2 separate regions of the Homo sapiens genome follow, and region 1 is linked to region 2. A link is an interaction called in ENCODE POLR2A ChIA-PET data of the cell type or tissue named here. Cell type or tissue: endothelial cell of umbilical vein. All regions are shown on one strand.

The links. Peaks named below come from ENCODE experiments on the same cell type or tissue, not always from the same donor. Only the 100,000 strongest peaks of a DNase experiment are listed, where the experiment ranks them.
Region 1: POLR2A ChIA-PET joins it to region 2 with 5 read pairs; 2 of 35 experiments call an interaction of 5 or more read pairs at or near these places.

What each region holds. Positions count from the first base shown.
Region 1 is chr4:141,908,230-141,913,229 of GRCh38, reverse strand. No RefSeq gene overlaps it. Among named protein-coding and RNA genes, the nearest start is that of IL15, 270 kb to the right of the region's middle. In endothelial cell of umbilical vein, no CTCF peak of the experiment used is centred here; a DNase peak (open chromatin) is centred at 189; H3K27ac peaks cover 31 bases.
Region 2 is chr4:142,034,685-142,039,684 of GRCh38, reverse strand. The region is part of intron 25 of INPP4B (inositol polyphosphate-4-phosphatase type II B); the gene reads left to right. Among named protein-coding and RNA genes, the nearest start is that of IL15, 400 kb to the right of the region's middle. In endothelial cell of umbilical vein, no CTCF peak of the experiment used is centred here; a DNase peak (open chromatin) is centred at 2,624; H3K27ac peaks cover 289 bases.

The DNA.
Region 1 (5,000 bases), 130 kb after region 2:
AAATAATTTTACTATTTGTATTTTAATTTAGTGCTTTGATTTATGTTTGAATAATTACATACGTTTGAAAAAGTCTACATAGAATTTCAGTTGAAACAGAAAATTAAAGCTACTTAAAACTCCTAGCACAACATCCCTGTCACTTTGGCTGCCTGCCAACAGTTACTGATATACATGTCTGGTGAATGTAGATAAGCGCTATAGGATATGCCAGGTGGACGTCTCACCAACGCCACATAGGCTACTACAGTCAGCAGTGATGAATGCCAAGGAGAGATACTTAGCTTTGTTTAAAGCCATTATTTATTGTCTTTTCTAATCATAAGAAGCACATGATCTAAGAAGATCATCTGAAGAATACAAAAACATATAGCCAAATTACTTTATGAAAGCTTAAAGCAAAATTTACATTACCAGCAGCATGATAAAAAAAAAAATCCTCTTTTAGAGCACTCTCTCCAACATTGGGAACTCTTTTAATTGCCAATTTAATAAGGCTTTGTGTTTTTAAATATGTATCCTTGATTACTTGTGAACTTAAATGTTATTTAATATGTTTATTTTTTTCTGTTGTGAATTTCTTATTCAGTCTTTTCTGAATTTTCTTATCAGTTGCGTGAGCTATTTAAGACTTTCTACTAGAGAATATTTAGAAGATAGAATAGCAAATAATTTTCATCCTCAGAGGTTTCTACTTCCATGTCATACCACAGCTCCCAGTTAGAGAGGTATACCTGGAGGATGTAGAAAAAGTGTTTATTTAATAGACTTTGGAGAGAATCTCCCCTCTGAAAAGAGAACGAATCCAAGAGGCTTATGGCCATAGCACAAGAAGATACGGCAAACAGAATGGAAAGGTCTTTGCTTCTTGAACAAGAGATATGTAAAAAAGAAGGGATAGATGAGAAAAGAAGTGAGAACATAATCCTAAAGGGTCTATCCCGGACTCCACACCCTCAGTGATTCACTTTCCAGGAGAATGCTTCAGTTTTTAGAAATATACAGATAGGCAACACCTGGAGTTAGGCCAGAAATTTGCTCATGTTACGGTATAAGAAGAGATTGCAAGCCCCTTATTTAACCTGCAAATCCTCTGATCCTCACAGGCCATTTTCCTTTCTGTGCTCTCTACCATCTCCATTTCCTATGATCATAGAGCACTGGAGAGGCTGGGGTCCTCAGATTGACCTGACCTCTCAGGATCCTCTTGTCTTCACTGCGGAGTAGCTGGGCTATTGATTCCCAGGACGGGTGACTTCTCACTATGATTGAGTCCCCTTTAGCAATTTAAGCTTGACATGCTGGCACCCTTCACTGGAGTCCTCAATTCTGGCCATTTGCCACTGGTTTCTACATCCTTGCCCGCCATGGTCACTTCACCTAGATTCAAGCACCACTCTGCCCTCTCAATAGGCACACTGGCACCTCTGGGTCCCTTGCTTGACATACAGAGACTGGTGGGACCAGGGGCACTTCCTGAGAGTCTATCTCAGCATCAAATGACACCTCTAAGCCATCACTCCAGTACCATGATGGATACCACATATATGTCTTCTAGAATATTGTCATTACTAGCCCCCTATGAGTATATAGTGAGGCAAGCCACTCTCTAGAGAGTCTACTCCATAACTCTTGGATGTTTTTAAAATCAGCTTCCCAAAATGTAAGCTCAAAAGATATGAGAATAGGGTGGGAGATGGTGATCAATAATTGAAGTCTACTTTCCTTCTCTGCTTGAATCTTCTTCCTCATCCCCACAATGCCTTGAGCCAGAAGGGATGTACATATCCTTCCCGTGTAGAACATTTCCCTTCCACCCCCGGGACTTCAAGATTCATGGTTGAATATTTAGGTGACGTGACAGCAACGGGAAATAGAAATTAACACAGACAAAAATAACATCTCTATTATGTAATTAATGATAAAAACTATATCCATCATGTTTATAGTGTATATTCTCTTGAGGTTGACTTTTCATTTTGTTCATCAATGTTTTTATGAATACGAATGTTAGATTTTTATGATTATGATTTTTATGTAGTAAAATATAAAATGTTTTTATTATGGATTTTTTAAAACTAAATATTGTATGTTTGAGAAGTCCTCAATTCAGAGCTCAGAAGAATGTTCATATAAATTATAAATAGTATTTTAAAATTTTATCTTTGTTATTAACTTTTCAGTGTATCCAGAATTTTGTTATATGCTAAAAATTAAACTTTATAGTTTTCAAAATAATCATCTAATGTTCCCAATCATTTGATGAATAGCCCTCCCATTCACTAATAATTGTTGATGTGTCCCCTTAACATAAAATTACTATGACTGATAGGGCTATCTATTTTGTTTCATTGATCTGTTGATTTTGTTTGGCAGTATTAGAAAATTTTGACTTAAAAAAATTGTATCTTTATGATATTAGTCTTTTTTTCTTAGCCTTTCTGGCTTATTTATTCTTTCAAACAAATCTTGAGTTAAAGTCTAAATAAATCTAGCTAAGATTTATTTGATTACAATTAACATTGTACAATTTGATTACAATTACATTAAGCCAAACTATTAATTTGGCAGATACTTATTGCTTTAAAAATAATTTTGCCATCAAGAAATATAGCATGCCTTTTTCTACATGTATTCCATAGGAATTTAATTTTTGTTTTTATGTGTTTTATAGTTTTTTTGTTTTGGTTTGTTTTTGAGACAAATTCTCACTCTGTTGCCCAATCTGGAGAGCAGTGGTGTGATCACAGCTCACTGTAGCCTTGACCTCTCAGGCTCAAGTGATCCTCCCACCTCAGCCTCCCAAGTAACTTGGACTGCAGGCACATGCTACCACGGCCAACTAATTTTTCTATTTTTTGTAGTGGCAGGGTTTTGCCAATGTTTCCCAGGCTGGTGTCAAACTCCTGGGCCCAAGTGATCTGCCTGCCCCGGCTTCCCAAAGTGCTGGGATTACAGGCATGAGCCACTACAGCCAGCCCCTTATAGTTCTTATAATAATTAAATTTTAAATAATTTATATTTTTACCAAGATTTTATTATGACATCTTAACTTTAGTTGAGTACAGCTGACATAAAGCTGTCACTATGTTTAAGCCACTCTTAATTGCTTTCTTTTTTGTACTCACATATTAACAGTTTCTGGTAAGTTCTATTTAACTTCCAAGTGGAAACTCATGTCATTTGCTCATAATTATTTTTCTCCTCTTGTTTAATAGGTAAATCCCTTATTTTTGAGCCTTATTGTATTTTCATATAATTCAGAAGAATTTTAAAATAATGTTATAGATAAGGGTTAAGCCAGAATCCTTGCCTTATTCTTGTTTTTAATGGGAATATATCTAACAATACATCCTTAGAATATGAGGAACTGATTTTTAAATGAAGTTGACAAAGTTAACAGAGACTTCCCAAATGTCTCAAGACTTACTTGTATACACATGCACACACACATGGTTTAACTTAGGAGTTTTAAATGTTTTATAAAGAAATATGAGATGTGTAGAGAGACTGTGGATCCACTGAAAATGGATGAGCAAACTGAAATGGGGTGTACTAGTTTCCTCTGGCTGCTATAAAAAATTACCACAAATTGAATGGCTTAAAATAGAAATTTTACATTTTTAGAAGCCAGAAGCACAAAATTAAAGTGTTTATAGAGCCACACCTCTTTGGGAGGCTCTAAGATAGTTCTTCGCCTCTTCTAGATTCTGGTGGCTGTCAGTGTTTGTTAACTTGTAGCTGTATCACTCCAGTCTCTGCCTCCCTGGCCACACTGCCACCTCCTCTTCGATGTTATCTACCTTGCCTTTTCTAACAAGGACACTTATAATGGCATTTAAGGCCTGACCAGAAAAATCTTAGATAATCCCCTCATCTCAAAATTCTTAACTGAATCACATCTGTTACCATGTAAGATAATAGTCAATCTTTTGCCGTATAAGTTAATATTTACAAGTCTGAGGATAGGCTATGGACGTATCTCTTTGGGAACTACCTCTCAACCCACCACATGGGAGAAGTAAGTTATTGGCAAAAATCTGATATGTCCTTTTCCCAGTGGCAGAAAAGAGTAGAACACCCACATTTTAGACTGCTCAGGGCGGTCATAACAAAATACCATAGGGTGGATGGGTCCAACAACAGACATTTATTTCTCATAGTTCTGAAGGCTAGAAGTCCAAGATTAAGATTCCAGAAAGTAAATTTCATTCTGAGGTCTCTTCTCATCGTTTGTAGGTGGCAGCCTACTCACTGTGTGCTCACAGGACTTCTTCATGTGTTAAAGGAGAAAGACATCTCTCCCTTCTTTCTGCTTCTCATAAAGTCACCACTCCTTCGAATTAGGACCCTATTTACAACCTCATTTAACCTAAATTACCACCCACAGGCCTTACCTCAGATTATAGTCACTTTGAAAATTAGAGTTTCAAACATAAATTTTGGGGGGAAGTAATTCAGTCCATACCACCCCATACTTTTTGTAAGTCTACTATGACCTCTCTTCAGTAAATGTTGCTTTATTAAATCAAACAAAGCACCCATTTTCTTTAATAATGGGATACATTTGGTAATGTCATTTGAAGAATAATCCTGATACAATATAATAAAGTGATCTCTTTGCTTGATAATCTGAAGTCCGTCAGTTTTATCAAGACAAAGGGAAGGAGGAATATATACACCTTATATGGCTGATGGCCTAAAAAGTATATTTAGAACTTGAGGAATTAAACATTCCACCAATATTCTGGGCTGTGTATATCAATTTTAAGGGAAAAATCTACCCTATCTTGTGGAAAACCCCAAGGACAAAGGGCTGATTCTGTTTAGAGGACTATTGAAGTGTTCATGAAATATCATGAAGTGTCATAGATTAACTGGCAGATACTCACTCCACTACACAAAAACATAAACTTAAATTTTTAAAATTGGTATTGGAATTGAAATTGCAGAAGAATTTAGTTTTTGTGCCATTTTGATAATAAAACTAATCTTTTAAA
Region 2 (5,000 bases):
ACTGGAATCAGTTATTTGAAATGATTTAATGGAAGCAATTATACTCTCAACTCATTATGTCTCTCTTTCATTTTTCCTTTTTTTTTTAATAAAGCACTTTTTAAAATTTCATACCAGGCCACTTTCCTAACTGTTCTTGAGTTATAATTCTGGCCATAGGTACTTCCGAAATTTCTCTTCAAAGCAATGTTTAGACATCCTCTGAAATTATTATTACTTAGTACCTGGCTTCTTCTGATGAGAGGATATTCCTATTTTCTCGGAATTTTATAAAACAAAAACATTGAACTGGAACAAAAGGTATAAAAAGTGATAGTGAAAAATTAATACATTTAAATATATTCATGTAGTTTTGTTTTTATTTTCAATATTGAAGTTGAAAATAGATAAGACTGAGCATGAACAATTTTAGAGACCAAATACAATTTCAGCATGCTTTGTATTCTTCCAATTTGCCCCCAACTCCACTATTTCTTATTGAACAGTCAAGTATTCTATTAGTAGAAAAAATATGCATCTCTGGAGTACTGCAGTTATGTTTTCATAGGATCAAAGAATCACAGGAAAGTAAAGATGAAAGTAATTTTAGAGGTCACTGAATCTAATCTTACAACTGGCAGGAAACCACATCTCCCTGCTTCTGAGAGGTAGCAGAAAACCTGTGCTTAAGGGATCTCAATCATGAAGTGAAAGGAATATGGTTTTTTCATTAGACAGACAGGGATAAAAGCCCTGATCTGCTACTCAATCAAATTTTGAAACCATTTTGAGCTTATACAAAAACTAATACCAACCAGTACGACTGCTTGCAGTATATGAAAAAAAATATCTAAAAAGACGTCGTATTGCATGATAGGACATGATACATAGGCGATCTCTCCCTACTTCACACACTTGCGCTCCTTTCCAAGGCAGCCTACGCCTTACACTACATAGCATTTGATTATTTGAAATCAACAACCACTTAATCATAAATTTTCCTCTTCTCCAGTGCAATGGATTTTTCTTATTCTCAATGTCTTCAGTCTTTCCTGATCTGCCAGGTTTCCCAAACCCCACTATCATTACCTTTGTTACCATGCTCTGGTATCCTCTAGTTTACAGGAACCCTTCCCTTAGAATACCATGTCAAGAAAAGTACACATGTGGGTAGAACTCACAACTCCCATGAGTGGGCATTTTGCTTAATGTTGCCCAAGATTGCTCTTTCTTTTGTAGCAAACTTGTCCATAATCATTAGAAACAGTCTATGATGTTCAAAGCAGTGACACTGGCTTATGTCTTTTGAGTAATTTCCTGATTTAGGGGCTTTTCCTGTGATTAACATAATATATTCTAAATTATATTCTGAAATACAGTTAGAAGAGAAGACAGTTTAAATGGGGCTGGGGATCCTATGACCACATAGGCTATGCTTACATTTAGGCCAATGGGAATTATCTCACTCATGATATTCCCTTATTAAAATTTTCACAACATTTAAATAGTTGCAGTTTTTGAAAAGTCCTGAAACTCGACTTTTAATATTCTAATTATAAATGTAATCTTTGGAAAGTTTAGGTAAAATAACAAATTATCTAGAGTATTTCGAGTTATTTAACTTCCTGGACATTGATCTAAACTGAAAATGAAAATCCTTCTCCATTTCCTATCAGACTATGATATAAGCAAACTGTGAATTAGGGAAACTGTGTTCTCAAGATTCTTTACTATTTGTTACTATGGAAACTTAAGATTTTTAAATTTATTTCCTCATCTAGAAAAGGTGTACGTTCAACTTGAATACTTTTTAAAGCCATTTTTACATCTGAGAATCTATGATCCTGTGATTTCTTGTGCCACACTCACAGCTCTTATTGATACCAGATTCATTATATCCATTTTTACACAGATCTGCAGGATTTAAATCTGATACAATTCAACAGTCTAGGGCCTGAAACGTGGTACTCTATTAATATTGATCCATCAGATGAATGTTGAGTCAAATAAAGCTCTGCAAGATATTGGCTCTAAAATCCTGGCTCGTAATTTCAGGATGGTATACCCATAGCTTCAAACTTGAAGCATGTAATTAAATGTGAAATGTTCTCATTTTATCATGGGAGGAAATCAGGTTGGTGGTCAGAAGGAAAGATTTTTCAATTCAGTTTTAATTGGTAATTTTCCTTTGGGAAGCTTGAATAGCTATAGTCAAAGGAATAAGATATCAAATAGCAAACCTATTAATGAATAACTACCCAGCAGGAGAAGATAGGAAGACTGACTTTTATTTTTAGAAGTCAGAGTGATTTGAGAGAGTATCTGTGATGGGTGTGACTTGTGATCTAGGATACAGCATAGATACTTGCAGAAAAGAAAGTGAAATAAGCAAATGTCATCAAATCATGCACGTTGGATTATATTTACGGATATATCTCCTCATGTAGGCAGTGATGTGTTTAAAAGTGAGACATGTCTTTTAACTTGTTTCTATTTTAAGTGACTGCTTTGACGGGTCTTAAATAAATAAATAAAAAAGATCATTTTCTATCCTGCAGATTTAACAACTGCCCTTAAGTGTCTGATCTTGTCACATTTTCAGTGGAAACAACATTGTGATTTGCTTCCACGGTGATGGCCAAAACTAATGACATTGGAATGCCAGAGTACCTTGCAAGCTACTGATTAATTATTTGTCATAATCTCCTAGTGAGGAAGTTACTAATGTTATTACTTAAAACATCCCTTGCATTTTGCACTTGCAGGGCACTTACAGATTCATTGGTGGCCATGAAGAAATGACCATTTGTACTATTCTTAGTAGGAAGCAGTCCCAAAGTCACCTGTGTCTACTCTGATACAGTCATGGGGCTCAAGCTTTAGGATCTGAAGCAGCCTCCTAGGCCATGTTGCTTTAAATTCCAGCTGAATATAAGATGATTACATGTGAGACATCTTTAATATGTTATTCTGATTTCCAGAGATGGAAGTTAACAACAAATTAATTCCGTTGTAAAACTGCCCCTCTACAACAAAAACAAAAACCTTTTAATTTAGTGATTTTTCACTTGGAGGACATATACAACATGCAGACTGGAAAATTTTAAGTATTCCTTGGCAGTTGTAGAAAATAAAGCCATCTGGCATAAATTATTCCCCTATATTTGGAATAAGGACCATTCTAAGATATTTTCAAATTACTTTTCAGACTTTTGAATGCTCTACTCCTCAGCCAGGAGGAATATCTGTAGGGTGGCTCCACTGAGAAAGTGTATTTCTCTACTATTATGTTGATAAATTGTGGCCAATATGTTAAGCTAAATTTATAATCAGCATATAATATTTATACTATGATGATTGATTGATTGGTTGACAGATGATTCTATACTTTTTTCCTAACAGGAGACATTGAAAAGGAATCAAGATTTCAATAAAGTTATTAAGATTTTCTGCAGATAACCTTCACCTTAAAACTAGACAGATTAGGAGGTAGTGCTAGGATAATATTAACGATAATAGCAACCACAATACACAGGAAAAGAAAACCAAATACCCCACATTTTCAATTATAAGTGGGAGCTAAACATTTAGCACCCACGGACATAAACATGGGAACAATAGACACTGCACACTATTAGAGGGGAGAGGGAAGGAGGGGAGGGTGGTTGAAAATCTACCTTTTGGGTACTAAGCTCACTGTCCATGTACAATATACCCAAATAGCAAACCTACTCATGTATGCCCCTGTATCTAAAATGAAAGTTGAAAGATTTTAAAAAAAAGAACTATATCTTGCCTCCTCCTGCCCCTCTCCCTACCTACCCAACACATGCCTGCATGCATGTTCTATGACTGAGCCCCCTCTACAGCTGGCTGTGGGTGGAATGAACTTCTTTGAAAAGCATTTTCTCCTCATTGCCAGAATTATTCAAGCATGAGATAGACCAGTTATTTTCAACTATTCTTTGCAACCAGACCACAGCATGATTGATTTGGTATAATTCAAATTGCTGTGACATAATTATGACTATTGTTTACCCAAATATAGTCTGGGGTGGTACATAAATACTTTCTTCTGCAGAGACATAAACAATTGCTGCTGGTAAGATCAAGCTGCATGTCCTGGCCCTCTGCTCCTCCACCCACCTCCTGGTACATCCACTTTTGAACACCAGTGGGCTAGGTTAGTGGCTTGCAACTTGGTTTGATTATACATCTCTACCAGTTAAAAAGGTTCTAGGTGAATAGTATCTTTATCTAGTTAAAAAGATTCTAGAGAAATACATTTTAAAAGGTGCCAACGTAGGTGCACAAAATATCTCGGCTCACAGCATCTGTCCTATCCAACCCACCTCTGGGACTTTGCAAGCCAGCTCTTTTTGTGCACCTACGTTGGGACGATCTCATTCATCCTAACCTCACTTTCCAAGAAGGGAAATGGAGGCTTGAAGAGACAAATCAAATCTCTCAAGCAGGCAGAACTAAGAGGCCAGGTAGAATCTGAAGGCAGACTTTTGGCCTCCAGATCCCTCGTATTTAGCCAAGTGGGGATGCTGGCCTGCCTCCTCGTGCTGATGTGAGCCTCAGACAAATCCTCCTGTGCCAGGCTTGATGCCAAGTGCTTCTAAGAGGTAGGAAGATGAGCGAGACAGGGAGACACAGACACAGACCTGGAGGGCTTCCTGGAAGCAGTGGTACTTGATGGATGCAAGAAGTGAGGAGGGCAAACTAGTCAGAGATGGTATATGTGTGTGTGTGTGTTCCAGGTGATAGAATTGGTACACACAGGGATGAGGGTGCCCCAGCCAGGAGGGTTTAACTTCATCAGCAGGCCTAGAAAAGCCATGGAAACTTCCAGCAGGAAACTGATGCTACTGGAGCCATACTTTAGAAAGGACAGGAGAAGTTAGTTATGAGTAACAAGGGTAAGAATGAGCATGACTGGAGTGGCTAGGAGGAGGTGCCTGGTGCTCTGAGCAGAGGACATCATAAAACAAATATATGGTTTCCTGACCATATAT